Linked DNA regions of Mus musculus: region 1 is linked to region 2. Evidence: chromatin loops called from intact Hi-C (ENCODE). Cell type or tissue: gastrocnemius. All regions are shown on one strand. Each heading gives the region's core, and the rest is flanking DNA. Links, peaks and the distances in the headings are about the cores only.

Region 1 (4,500 bases), core at 1,002-3,501, 100 kb after region 2:
AAGGAAACTGGCTTTGCAGAGACCCAGAGGACAAGCATCCTAGGCTGAGAGAGAAAGCCCAGCTGGGGTGGCTGAAAAGCTCCCCAGAGCCCCTAGGCTGCCTCCAGCCAAGCAGGAAGTTGGTGATGGGAACTGAGGCCAGGGCACCTCAGTAATGGAGGTCGGGGTGAAAGGTCAAAGCGTGCATAATCCTAAGTGCCCTGATTTCACACACACACACACACACACACACACACACACACACACACACACACACACAGAGTTGCAGGTCAGTAATGCATTCATGTAGCACTGTCTTCAGGATTGCACAGGATTCCATTACCTAGTGACTTTCGAAGATCACGGTTAGGCAATTGAGATTCTTAGTATTTAATTTACTTCATTTTCACTAATGACTGATATTGAGATAACCTAGTACAAGTACCTTGTTCAACTATTCCTTCAGATAAATTCCTAAGCAGAATTAGGTCAAAGGGCATAAGCTTTATAAGCTTTTTTTTTTTTGACGCATCCAAAACTGCATTCAAAAACCCAAATTCACATTTCCCACAGCTCTCTGTTGGACATCTGCTTCTCTGTCTTTTTGCCAACCACAGAATAGCCTCCATTCATGTCTGCCAGTCTGGTTGGCATGAAAATGGTACATTATAAGTCCTGTGTGTATTTATCTGATTCTAGGCAACCTTTGCATATGATGATTAATAATTCCAGATTAATTAGCATGGTAGCAGAAGCTAGCATTTGCTGGATGGCTCTGAGTTTCCTAGAGTATCCGTCTTAGTCACTGTTCTACCACTGTGGAGAGATACCGTGACCAAGACAGCTCTTACAAAGGAAAACATTTCATTGAGAGCTGGCTTATAGTGTGACTGGAACTCCTCTTTTACAGGAAACTGAGGCATAGGGAAATAAAATAATTTGCCAAAGATCCCAGGACTGGGAAGGGGCCAAGCCAGGGTTTCAGCTTGGCTTAGCTCCTGAACCTAGATTCTTCATCCACCAATGGCCAGCTCTGGCCATTGATAATTTTTTTCTGTGAAAAACATGTTTGTATTTCTTCCTTGGTTTTTTGAAGTTATATTTTTATATAGAAAATATACTCATCTGAGGGTGAGATGCTCAGTCTACAGAGTACTTGCTGCGAGTTTAATCCCTAGAGCCCATACTTTTTAAAAAGCCAGGTGATGTGGCACTTGTAATACTAGTGTATGTGTTCCTCCACATGCCTGGGCACACACATGCATGTACACACATGCACATAAATATGCCGCACAGAAACATGTGTGTATATACACACACACAAGAAAAATAGTTAATCCCCTATTGATTTATCTATACAGAAAATCTTTTCTCTGTATTAAGTTTTATTTTCTCAAGAACAAAGACTTGTGATTTCCATAGAAACCCAATCTGTCTGTTTTTAGTGTGTGTGTGTGTGTGTGTGTGTGTTACACACATATACCATGGTGTGCATGTGGGGAGTAGGAAGACAGTCACTGGGAGTCGGCAGTCTTCTTCCACTGTGTGAGTCCCAGGGGTGGGACTTGTGTGATCAAGCTTTGTGACAAGGACCTTTACCCACTGAGCTGTCTTGCCAGCTCCAACTGTGAAGTTTTCAAAGCTTTTATTTTTCAATTATGCCTGCAAGCACAGTCATAGTCTCAGTTTGGGAGGCTGAGGCAGCAAGATCCAAAATGCAACACCTGCCTGGGGTAGAGAGTGAGTTCAAAGCCAGCATGTGCAACTTAGCAAGACACTGTCTGAAAAGAGGTGGGGGGATCTTAGGGGTAGAGCTTTTGCCTAGTATATACGATGCCCTAGTATATACGATGCCCTAGGTTCTTCAGTCCCCAATACCAGACAAAAAGTCAGACATAGTCATAAATTCATAAGGTAGAGACAGGCAGATCTCTGTGAACATGAAGGCAGCCTATCCTACATAGTGAGATCCTGCTTCAAAAGAAAAAATTTTTTTTCACAAATATGCACCACTAGAAGTTAACTACACGCGCATGGAAGTGTCTGCCTTCTCTGTGGGGACTTTCTAAACCGTGCCAGCTGACCTGGAAGGTGGCCCAATTTGTACTTTCAGTGCCTCACATCGGCAGCAAGCCTCCCAGAAGACAGAAATGTTACCTGCTGTGTCGGTCATGTTCTGAGTTGAGATTAAGAGGCTGTGTCCTAACCCTAGAAAAGATAAGTTCTTGAGGGAGGTGTCTCTGAGGTCCCTGGTTTTCACTGTTCTTCTCCCCGGCAGCGAAAGCAGCTGACGGATACGTGAAGCCACAGATCAAGCAGGTGGTCCCCGAGTAAGTGTCCAGGGCCCAGGGCCCGCTCTCTTCTGGTGCTCTTGTGTTCTCTCTGTCTCTCTCTGTGACTCTCTCTGTGTGTCTGTCTCTCTGTCTGTCTCTGTCTGTCTCTCTGTCTGTCTCTGTCTCTCTCTCTCTGTCTCTCTCTCTCTGTCTCTCTCTCTGTCTCTCTGTCTCTCTCTCTCTGTCTCTCTCTGTCTCTCTCTCTGTCTCTCTGTCTCTCTCTCTCTGTCTCTCTCTCTCTGTCTCTCTCTCTCTCTCTCTCTCTCTCGTTTGTGTTCTTCCCCCAGCACCTGAGTCCAGTCCCTAAGACCCCAGGAAACCTGGCTTAGCCTTTGAGATATAACTGAGTTCCAGTCATGCTGTGGACAGGCCCCTGGGGTCCAACTTCCTATGTCCTGAAAAAGACATGAAGATGCCCCCTAACCCCTCCTCCAGTCCATGTGGCTGAGGTTGTGTTCTGCTTCCTTCTACAGGTTTGCAAATGCATCCACAGATGCTGGGAGTGGCGCCACCTACATGGATCAGGCTCCTTCCCCAGTCGTGTGCCCTCAGGCTCACTACAACATGTACCCACCCAAGTAGGTCATGCTCTTGGGGGCATAAATGGGAGCAACTGGGGCCTTGGCGTCAGGCTGGGCTTCCTAAGGCCTGGAGTCAGGGCAAAGGAACCTGAAGGTTATCTGGAACTAACCTCACCCAGCCTAAGTCCAGGCACTGGCCTTCCACAGGGGGAGATTGCACCAGATATTTAAAGCATCAGTGGCCATGAGCAAATTGGCATCTGTTTGTCTTCTCTGAAAAATGGATATTTGCCACACTTTGTGTGTAAGGGCTGGGTGGAGTTTGGGAGTGGGCATCCAGAATAGACAGGACGGTCTGATGACCTAGCCAGCAAAGGCCTCTCTGATTTCTATCAGGAGATCTTTCTAGTGAGAGCCCAGCTCACTCAACTGATGGGTTGTGGGGTTTCAGATGACCTCTGATAACCTTTGCCCCTCCCCCTCATCATTTGTCCTTTCCTCTGAAGCCCGGACTCCGTCCTTGATACCGATGGGGACTTCGATCTGGAAGACACGATGGACGTGGCGCGGCGCGTGGAAGAGCTCTTAGGCCGGCCCATGGACAGTCAGTGGATCCCTCACGCACAGTCATGACCAGACCTCACCACCTGCAGCTTCATCGCCCTCGTGGAGGAACTTCCTGTGGATGTTTTAATTCCATGAATCGCTTCTCTTTGGAAACAATACTCGTAATGTGAAGTGTTAATACTAGTTGTGACTTTAGTGTCTCTGTGCATAGTGGCACTAGTGAAGGGAGTGCGCGTGAGTGTGAGTGCATTTGCACGTCGTGTTTTTTTCCCCGCCCCTGCTGTCCAGTCTAAGCCGCCACGCCAGGGCAGCGGCTGCGCTTTTTTTTACCATGTGCAAAAAGGCAGTTGGTTCCCTGAACCCTGGAACCTGGCCATGTGTCTTCAGGGTGGCTGACCCTTGACACGTGACTATCCAAGTAAGAAAAGGACAGAGGAAAAAGCACCCTCTCTCTGGGGAGCCTCGGTTCCTCTGCCAGGTAGTCCATAGTCCAAGCAAGCATTGTCATTGTCTCCGCCTGTCTTCTGAGATGTAGATGACTGTCTGATGATGAAAGCCAGTACCTCCCGTGTCCCCTGTCCCCTTTGCATAAGGGACGGAAAGGGGAGCTGAATCAAGGGTGATGGGGCAAGGGTGGTCACAGGTTTTTGGATGGGGAGTGGCTGTTTCCCGTTTCTGCCACTTCCGCCATCTTAACACTGGCTCCTTCCCTCTCTGCTTGCTCAGTCTCTATTTCTAGAACTGCCACTCAGCTTAAGTGCAAGTGTGTGTACTCAAGTGGAGATGTTTAACAAAATAGTGGAGAGGAAGCCAGGCCACCCAGCTCTGAGCGTACAGGTTCAGGTGATGCCCTGTGTTCCTTCTGTCAGGGCGGTGCGTTGTGCCCAAGTCCTGGCTCCAGACACTGGGCGTAGCCTGTCTGCGCCAGCCTCCCCAACTCTTGTCTGTGCTGTGGCCAGGCCGCGCCTGCGCTATCCAAGGCTTTTCTCCAAGCGTGTTGATAATGGCTTCCTGCAAACGTCCGGTGGTGTTTTTTGTTTCTAAATCAGGTCTTTTTTTATGTTTTTCCCATTTGCACCCTAATTTGACATCAAATTTCC
Region 2 (8,384 bases), core at 3,097-5,596:
CCCAGGAATAGGGAGGACATGGGGTGAGAGTTACCGTGAAGGGCTGGTAGCTGCTGGGCTTGTTTAGTGCTCAGAGTGACCTTGTGTGTTTAAAAAGCTTGAGTTTTTATTTTTTCTGTTGGAGACCAGAGTTTGATGGCTTGTGTGTGTGTGTTTGTTCTTTTTTTTTTTCCCCCTCCATTGTGTCTTGTCAACCTGGCCCTTCCCACTCCTGCCGTCCCCCCTTTCCTACAGAACGACCTGCAGCAATACCATTGACCTGCCGATGTCCCCCCGCACTTTAGATTCATTGATGCAGTTTGGAAATAACGGTGAAGGTGCTGAGCCCTCAGCAGGAGGGCAGTTTGGTGAGTGTTTGGAGGGTCAGGCCCCATTGATGCTTGCCTGTACAGAGCCAGGGCCTGCCATCCACACTGGTAGAAATCGGCTCTAGAGCTGGGTGTGGTGGCCCAAGCCTGAGGCAGAATGATCCCTCCCTGTGAGTTCTGAGGCCAGCCTGGTCTATAAAGTGAGTCCAGGATAGCCGGGGCTCTATTACACAGAGAAACCCAGTCTTGAAAAAACAAAACAAAACAAAAAATGGCTCTAGGGCCATGTTCTGCTGTGGAAATGATACTCACACACATGCAGTTTCCCAGTAGCCACAGTAAAAGCAGTAAGAGACTTTGACAGCTTGGGTAAGCAGCAGCGGCACTTCAGCATCTGAGAAATCATGGAGCTGTCCTCCCCTGTCCCGCCTCCTCTACTGAGTCTTTGAAATGGAGTGGCTTTGATGCCTTTGATTTAGGCTAGTCTCAGGTGGCAGTGTGTGGCTAAGGCTACCACACCCAGGGCAGCCTCAGACCCCTGAAAGAGAGAGTGAGGGCTGAGGTGGAGACTGTGCTCTTCTGGGAGGGCAAGGCCCTCCTGTGAGGGGCAGGAAGTCTGGCTTTTCTGACCTTGTCCATGTCTGAAGGAACAGGAGACTGGTGGTTCCTGAGCCCTGTCCTCGTACAGAGGGATGAGGGTTTGTGAGTCGGCTTTAGTCAGGTGGCTGAACTGACACTCTCTGTGTGTCTCTGCAGAGTCGCTCACGTTTGACATGGATCTGACCTCGGAGTGTGCTACCTCCCCCATGTGAGGAGCTGAAACCAGAAGCTGCAGAGACGTGACTTGAGACACCTGCCCCGTGCTCCACCCCTAAGCAGCCGAACCCCATATCGTCTGAAACTCCTAACTTTGTGGTTCCAGATTTTTTTTTTTAATTTCCTACTTCTGCTATCTTTGGGCAATCTGGGCACTTTTTAAAATAGAGAAATGAGTGAGTGTGGGTGATAAACTGTTATGTAAAGAGGAGAGCACCTCTGAGTCTGGGGATGGGGCTGAGAGCAGAAGGGAGCAAGGGGAACACCTCCTGTCCTGCCCGCCTGCCCTCCTTTTTCAGCAGCTCGGGGTTGGTTGTTAGACAAGTGCCTCCTGGTGCCCATGGCATCCTGTTGCCCCACTCTGTGAGCTGATACCCCAGGCTGGGAACTCCTGGCTCTGCACTTTCAACCTTGCTAATATCCACATAGAAGCTAGGACTAAGCCCAGAGGTTCCTCTTTAAATTAAAAAAAAAAAAAATAAGAATTAAAGGGCAAAACACACTGACACAGCATAGCCTTTCCATATCAAGGAATACTCAGTTAACAGCCTCTCCAGCGCTGTCTTCAGGCTGATCATCTATATAAACCCTGGAATGGTTGCAGATCAAATCTGTAAAAGAGATCCGAGAGCTGTGGCTTGGCCTCTGGTTCAAACACAAAGGCTAGAGAGAACCTAGATATCCCTGGGTTTTGTTTACCCAGTATGCTTGTCGGTTGGAGGTGTGAGGTAGGCCAAGGGCACTGGAAAGCCTTTGTCATCACCCTACTCCCTCCCCAACCCAGACTCCAGACCCTGTTTCAGGGTCAGCCTGCCCTGTGGGTGCCTTACTGGGCCTAGGGTCAACCTGCCTTCCTTTCCCACTTGACCTTGCTGGTAGTATGTCCCCTTCCCATGTCCAAAGGCCCTCTGTCCTGCTTCTATTGGGAATCCCTGCCTCAGGACCTTGTGTCGAGAGGGATTGCCTTACAGGTTTGAACCTGCCTCAGACTACAGGCCCTCAGCAAAGCTCAGGGAGTATGGTCCTTATTCTATGCGCTTGGTTCCCAGGGATATCTGTAACCACAGGGCAAAAGCTGACATATACTCCAGGTCTGCCCTCATATGAGTGGTGTATTCTTGGCCTCCCCTGAGACTGGCAACTGTCTGCTCCCCATTGGGTCTCCCAGGTGAGGTGGAACACAGTTCCTGCACCTACTGTGGCCTCCATGTCGCTTGCTTGCTTCGCTCACTCAGCTTACTGGAACACTGAGTGTTCAAGGCAAGCCTTTCCTGACAGAGGCATGGCTAGATTCAGTGACTCAAAGCCACCTCATTCAGCTGATCAGTGTCTGTGGAATTGTTTCCTTCCAGTTAACCAGTGTCTGAATTAAGGGCAGTGAGGACATTGTCTCCAAGACGAACTGCTTGCCTTGACCACCCCAGCCTTCTGCTTCGAGACAGTTACTGCTCTCCCACCCCATCAATGTTCTTTAGTTATACAATAAGCTGAACTTATAAACTGAAAGGGTATTTAGGAAGGCAAGGCTTGGGCATTTTTATGGCTTTCAATCCTGGGGACCCAGGAACAAGGTGAGGGCTTCTCTGGGGCTGGTGTTGTACCTCAGGGGCTCTGGGAAGTCTGTGTGCCTGGGTTAACCACCCATAGTGAGCCCCTGGAACTGCCCACTTTCCCTCTCCTTGGCCCCACTTGGCCCCAGCCTCACCCAGCCTGCAGACTGCTTAGCCTTTCAGTGCAGTGGCTTGTGTTCTGGCCACTGCACTCAGATTCCAATGTAAACTTTCTAGTGTAAAAATTTATATTATTGTGGGTTGTTTTTTGTTGTTGTTTGTTTTTGTATATTGCTGTAACTACTTTAACTTCCAGAAATAAAGATTATATAGGAACTGTCTGGCAGTGGGGGCTGGCTGGCTGGCGGGACCACCTTTGCCTAGGTTGTGCTTGGAAGAGGCAGAGCCGGGCTAGGAGCACATGATAAGAGGGGATAGAGCAGCCCAGCTCGGTTGAAGTTCTGTTTGCTTCTCATTCCCAGGGTGATGCAGGCCCCCCACCTTACATCAGCTACCGTCCTCCAGAAGAGGTGACCCAGGAGCCAGAGGTCATAGTCCAGTGGCAGGACAGTGTCAGAGTGGCCTCCTCCCTCTGCCCTCCCAAAGCTGCTGTGTTTGTTCTGGAGTCAGATAAGCTCCCTAATGGAGGGCGGGAGGGCTGGGGTGTAGACCAAGGCCTCTCCTTCCACAGTTGGCCCATTATCACCTTCTTTACAGTGGGGACAACTTGCAGCCACTTCCCTGGCTGGTGGCTACAGGGCCCCTGGGCAGTCAGCAACGATAATTGAGGAAAAGGCCACAGACAAGGCGCCTGCTCACAGCACCCCCCACCTACTCCTCTCCCTGCTCAGTACCTTGGAGCCCAGCCCTGCACTGGGTGCCTCGGTGAGAGATACCAGTGCCGCCTCTGCAGAGATGGAAGCAGGGATCAGTGTTCTTAGCACGACTGAGGCAGGGCCAGACCCTGCTTCCAATCCCCAGCCACCCTGCCTGGGACAGGCTGTGAACTGAGCTCCTTCCCCCAAACATGATTGGAACTCTGAGGTAACCTGTCTTACAGTTCCTCATGCCCCAACCCTCAATCCTCAGTAGTGTGCCCCCCCCCTTTTTAAAAAGATGTATATGAGTACACTGGAGCTGTACAGATGGTTGTGAGCCTTCATGTGGTTGTTGGGAGTTGAATTTGAGGACCTCGGCTGGCTCCAGCCCAAAGAATTATTACTATACACAAGTACACTGTAGCTGTCCTCAGATGCGCCAGAAGAAGGTGTCAGATCTTGTTACAGGTGGTTGTGAGCCACCATGTGGTTGCTGAGATTTGAACTCATGACCTTGGAAGAGCAGTCAGTGCTCTTACCTGCTCACTCCAGCCCAGGAGTGTGCTCTTTAAGTCCAAGGCTCCAACCCTGAGTCCTGGACTAATTGTACCTGGGTGCCAGAGGTCCAGCTAGGGCAAGGCAGGCCTCTCTGTCCTGACTAGTTTCCTTTGCTTTCTCAGTCTATGGCAGCAGTTGGCTGATGTCACCTGCTAGGCTCTGGGAAGAGGCCAGGGGATGAAGGGCTGTTGTCCAGGCTCTCTAATGCCCTTGGCCACAGGAAGGTTGACAGGCACTCTGGCCCTGGCCCCTGTGATTGCTTAGGGGGCTGCTGGGGAGGGGTAGCCTGGACTATAGCTTTGCTTTCATTCTTGCACCTTCTTTCCCCAAGCCCTTAAACCCCTGCTTTCCTGGGCATGTAGCCCCTAACACACACACATTTTCCTGGGCATGTAGCCCCTAACAAATACACACATACACCACACACACACACACACAGAGAGAGAGAGAGTGTTTAGCTTTCTGACACTGCTTTAGGGCAGCAGCACCCTTAAGATCACAGCAGAGGGAGCAGAGATAACTCCAAGCTAAAATTGGGAACAAAACTTCAACTTTAGTGAAAAGCCCATCCATCACACAGCCCAGTAAACCAGGAAGCAGACTGGTAGATTTGCAAAAACCAAACCAACAAAAACTTTATTCAAAAACACTGTTTACATAAATGTTGAGTTCTATGTACAAAATATAAAAAGCATCCCTCTGCTTCCTTCAGAGAGGTTGGAAGCCAGGACTCCTAGTCGGCTCCTCCTGGCTGCTCTGTCACAGCCTCCAGGGAAGAGCTGCTGAAGCGATTTCTGAGACCACAACCCATGGTGGGACAGTGCAGGGCCCGTTCTAGGTCTTGCCGCCCAGCAGAGTGGAGCAGACTGAGCGCTCCCCACCCCCTTCCTTCAGACAGTGTGTACAGGTTTTGTGTGCTACAGGTTTTTCGCCCCAGGTTTCCTCCTCCCAGACCCCCAGTATTCCCCTCCTTTCTGATATAATAAGCAAGGTTGCAAACAGGAAAGGAAGAAAGGATGAGGCCACGTGTGGTCATGCATGCCTGTAATCCTAGCACTCTAGAAACAGGTAGGAGGATCATTCATGGATAGTCTGGGATATATGGAGAGACCTTGTCTCAAAAAAGCAAAGCAAAAACATAAAAAAAAAAAAAAAAGCAAGAAGGATGAATCCATCTGGAAGGGTGAGGATATCGAATGGAGAAAAGGGATGGTGGGAACGTGGACAAGGCCGTTAGACTTGAATCTCACGTCCATCCACCCTGGCGCAAGAACTGACACTCGGCTGTGGCAGCCCTCTGCTGTGTTGAAGGGAACAGCTTAAGCACACCGAGCAATCACAAAGTCTGCAGCCCGTATGTATACACAAAGGTATAAAGGGTCACTAAGATGAACCCCAATCTTCCACCTGTGCGAGGACAGGAGCACACCGGTCTGGGCGAAGCTTCTAGCTTAGGAGTAAAACTCCAACTTAGTTGCCTAAACCTGCCTCCCTGCCTTTTCTAGAATTTCACTGAAATGGCCATTGGACAGAAAAAGGACACCGGAGAAATAGGTTTGTCAGCAATGATAGGTTCAGCTCTTACACGAGAGGCCCTGGGGGCCCTTGAGGTCTGAACAAAAAGGTCACCACCGCTTTAGCCACAAACCCAGAACTGTGTGGGCAAGGTAGCCCTGTGAAACGTGCAAAGCCATTGTTGGTATGAACAGAGATACTACAACTGACGTGGGCTCCTCACACTGAAGGTGGTTTTCCAAGAGAAGCATGGAGTCCAGCGTTCAGGACAGGGAGCTTCTAGCGGAGGTGAAGAGACCAGCAGGTGGGGAGAGGCGGGCGTCGAGACTGTCCATGGGCCGGCGTAAAAGTTCTTCCACGTGCCTGGCAACATCCATGCTCTCATCCAGGTCAAACTCGCCATCTTGGTCAAGGACAGGGTCAGGGCTGGCAAAGAGAGGGATGTTGGAGAAACTGGCAGGTCTCATGGCTCCAAACCCCCATAGAGCGTCCTCAGGCTGCTGCTCACAAAGACTGGAGTCTCCTGAGGACAGGACCCATGGCAGCCTGGCCTGGAACTCCCACCAGGCTGGATTGGGGAAGATAATCTACTTCCATTCCACTCTTGCTTCATACCATGATCTCAGGGCGTTTTCCCCTTGCCTGTACTTATAAGACAAGGTGACTGGCCACTCACCTATGTATGACATTCTTCACTTACATATGCTACCACATCCTTCATGACCCCCCCCCCCCGTAGTGGCTTTCAGCCACTGACCACTAATCCTCCAAACCATCTTAAAGTGAGAATTAGGAACTGGGAAACTTGTTTGGAGCCACCTGCAGCTAGAATCAGACTCTAGATCTTGGCTGGGTGTGGTAGTGCAGGCTTTTAATCCCAGCTTTCACTTGTAAGGCAAAGACAGGTGAATTCCAGGCCAGTAGGACTACATAGAGCCTAAGAATCAGAGCCTAGGGCTTGAATGATAATACCATCATGAAGCTCACCCCTCCATACAATACACATCGCTAGTAAGAACTTCCAAAGGAGGCTGGGCAGTGCCTGAGCCAAGGGACTGCTTCACACGCAAGAGGACCTGAGGTAAGATCTGCAGTGCCTACACAAATATCGGTGTGGCAGTGTGTCTGTAACCCCAGCACAGGGGGGTGGGGAAGACAGACACAGGGGGATCTTTGGAACCCATTGGCCAGCCAGCCTAGGCAAATGGGTTTCAGGTTCAGTGAGAGACAGATCAGAAAATAAGGTGGAAAGTGATTGAGAAATATGTCTGGCATTGACCCCTGGTCTCCGCACGTGTGCACACTTGCACAGAGCTACATGGACACGTAGATCTATACCATATACATAAATGATAATATAGAGGCTGGAGATACGGCTCAATGATGCTTGCCAACAAATCAATCCTGGTGACTTGAGTTCAGTCCTGGAATAGTGGGAGCACAGAACTGATTCATGCAAGCTCTCGTGCTCTCTCTCTCTCTTCTCTCTCTCTCTCTCTCTCTCTCTCTCTCTCTCTCTCTCTCTCTCTCTCACACACACACACACACACACACACACAACTTAAAACTTTTAAAAGAGAATGTAAGTCTTTGTGATTGCCACGTGCTGTCCAACTGCAGTGTGCTACCTCCCTAAACCCAGGTATCCAGCCTTGGCCACTATCGCTTAGAAAGGACCAACTCTCCCACTCCTTCCTTGTATCCATGCCAACAGAAGCAGCAGCAGCGTCTTACACCCTTCTGACAACCCTACATGTAAAGGTTCCACATCACCATTCCATTTGAGCCTGATCCCAATTCCCCACCCCCACCCCAGGGGAGGTGGGGAGGAACACCTGTTGCCTCTACATGCACCTGAGAAAAATTTCTCAGGATCATATAAACTGTACCAGAAAGAGGACAGGACCCTTGTTGTCTAGTTCCAAAATGCTCTGAGCGACTGACTTCACCTTCCTATAACTTGGGCAGAGCTACAGCCCAGGCCTGGATAAAGTCAAATTCAGGGGACCTCTGGATGCTTTTGTACCTCAAGAATCTAGCCTGAGGCCCAGCCCCAGTTTCTCCCCATGGACCCCTGTAAAACCATGACCTACTTGGGTGGGTACATGTTGTAGTGAGGTTGAGGGCACACGACTGGGGAAGGAGCCTGGTCCATGTAGGTGGCGCTGGCTCCGGCATCTGTGGATGCATTGACGAACCTGCAAAAAAGAAGCAGACCTCGGCCTCAGGGTCCAGAGAGACCAGTGGTACAGATGGCGGGTGGGGGTGGGGGCTTCTAGCATCTTCATGTCATTTGATCAAAGTGTCCCCATTGGGCTCTGGGACTCAAGCTGCAGGCACGAGGTCCTGGGTGCTATCCCAGGACAGTTGAATCTTTCCTTCTCAAGGGCTTAAGCCACATTTCCCAGTATTGGAGGTAGAAGAGGACAGAGAGGTATCGGGAGCCCCAGAGCTGGCTCTGGACACTTACTCAGGGACCACTTGCTTGATCTGTGGCTTCACGTATCCGTCAACTGCTTTCGCTGCCGGGCAGGGGTGGGGGTAGGGGGGAAGCGCAATGAGCACAACTTGCCCTCAGCCTCCTGCCCACGCTGCCTGGAGCTTTCTGAGGGATGCGATTTCCCTAGGACTTCCGATAAACCCCTGCTAATGGACCCAGCGTGAGGGACCACTGAGATCCCTGGCTTCCTTCAACCCTATCCTCTCTCCTGGTTTCTTTCCTGACCATTTGCATGCCTGCCAAGGAAACGGCTTCAACAAAATACAAACCCCACCAATGGACCAGGAAGATAATTTAACTTGGGGCGGGTTGTGGGGGT

Evidence for each region. Peaks named below come from ENCODE experiments on the same cell type or tissue, not always from the same donor. Only the 100,000 strongest peaks of a DNase experiment are listed, where the experiment ranks them.
Region 1: it touches region 2 in a loop (2.0-fold over the local background); 4 of 42 quality-filtered maps call a loop at or near these places.

Annotation. Positions count from the first base shown.
Region 1 is chr11:100,782,062-100,786,561 of GRCm38, reverse strand. Stat5b (signal transducer and activator of transcription 5B) reads left to right here. Exons shown (of 19, transcript NM_001113563.2): 17 at 2,258-2,309; 18 at 2,786-2,890; 19 at 3,340-4,500. The coding sequence ends at 3,466. Among named protein-coding and RNA genes, the nearest start is that of Ghdc, 13 kb to the right of the region's middle. In gastrocnemius, for the core only: no CTCF peak of the experiment used is centred there; a DNase peak (open chromatin) is centred at 2,074.
Region 2 is chr11:100,881,441-100,889,824 of GRCm38, reverse strand. It overlaps Stat5a (signal transducer and activator of transcription 5A), which reads right to left. Exons shown (of 20, transcript NM_011488.3): 18 at 8,036-8,087; 19 at 7,659-7,763; 20 at 4,656-5,991. The coding sequence ends at 5,829. Stat3 (signal transducer and activator of transcription 3) reads left to right here. Exons shown (of 24, transcript NM_213659.3): 23 at 235-347; 24 at 1,065-3,019. The coding sequence ends at 1,120. Among named protein-coding and RNA genes, the nearest start is that of Stat5a, 26 kb to the right of the region's middle. In gastrocnemius, for the core only: no CTCF peak of the experiment used is centred there; a DNase peak (open chromatin) is centred at 4,225; H3K27ac peaks cover 456 bases.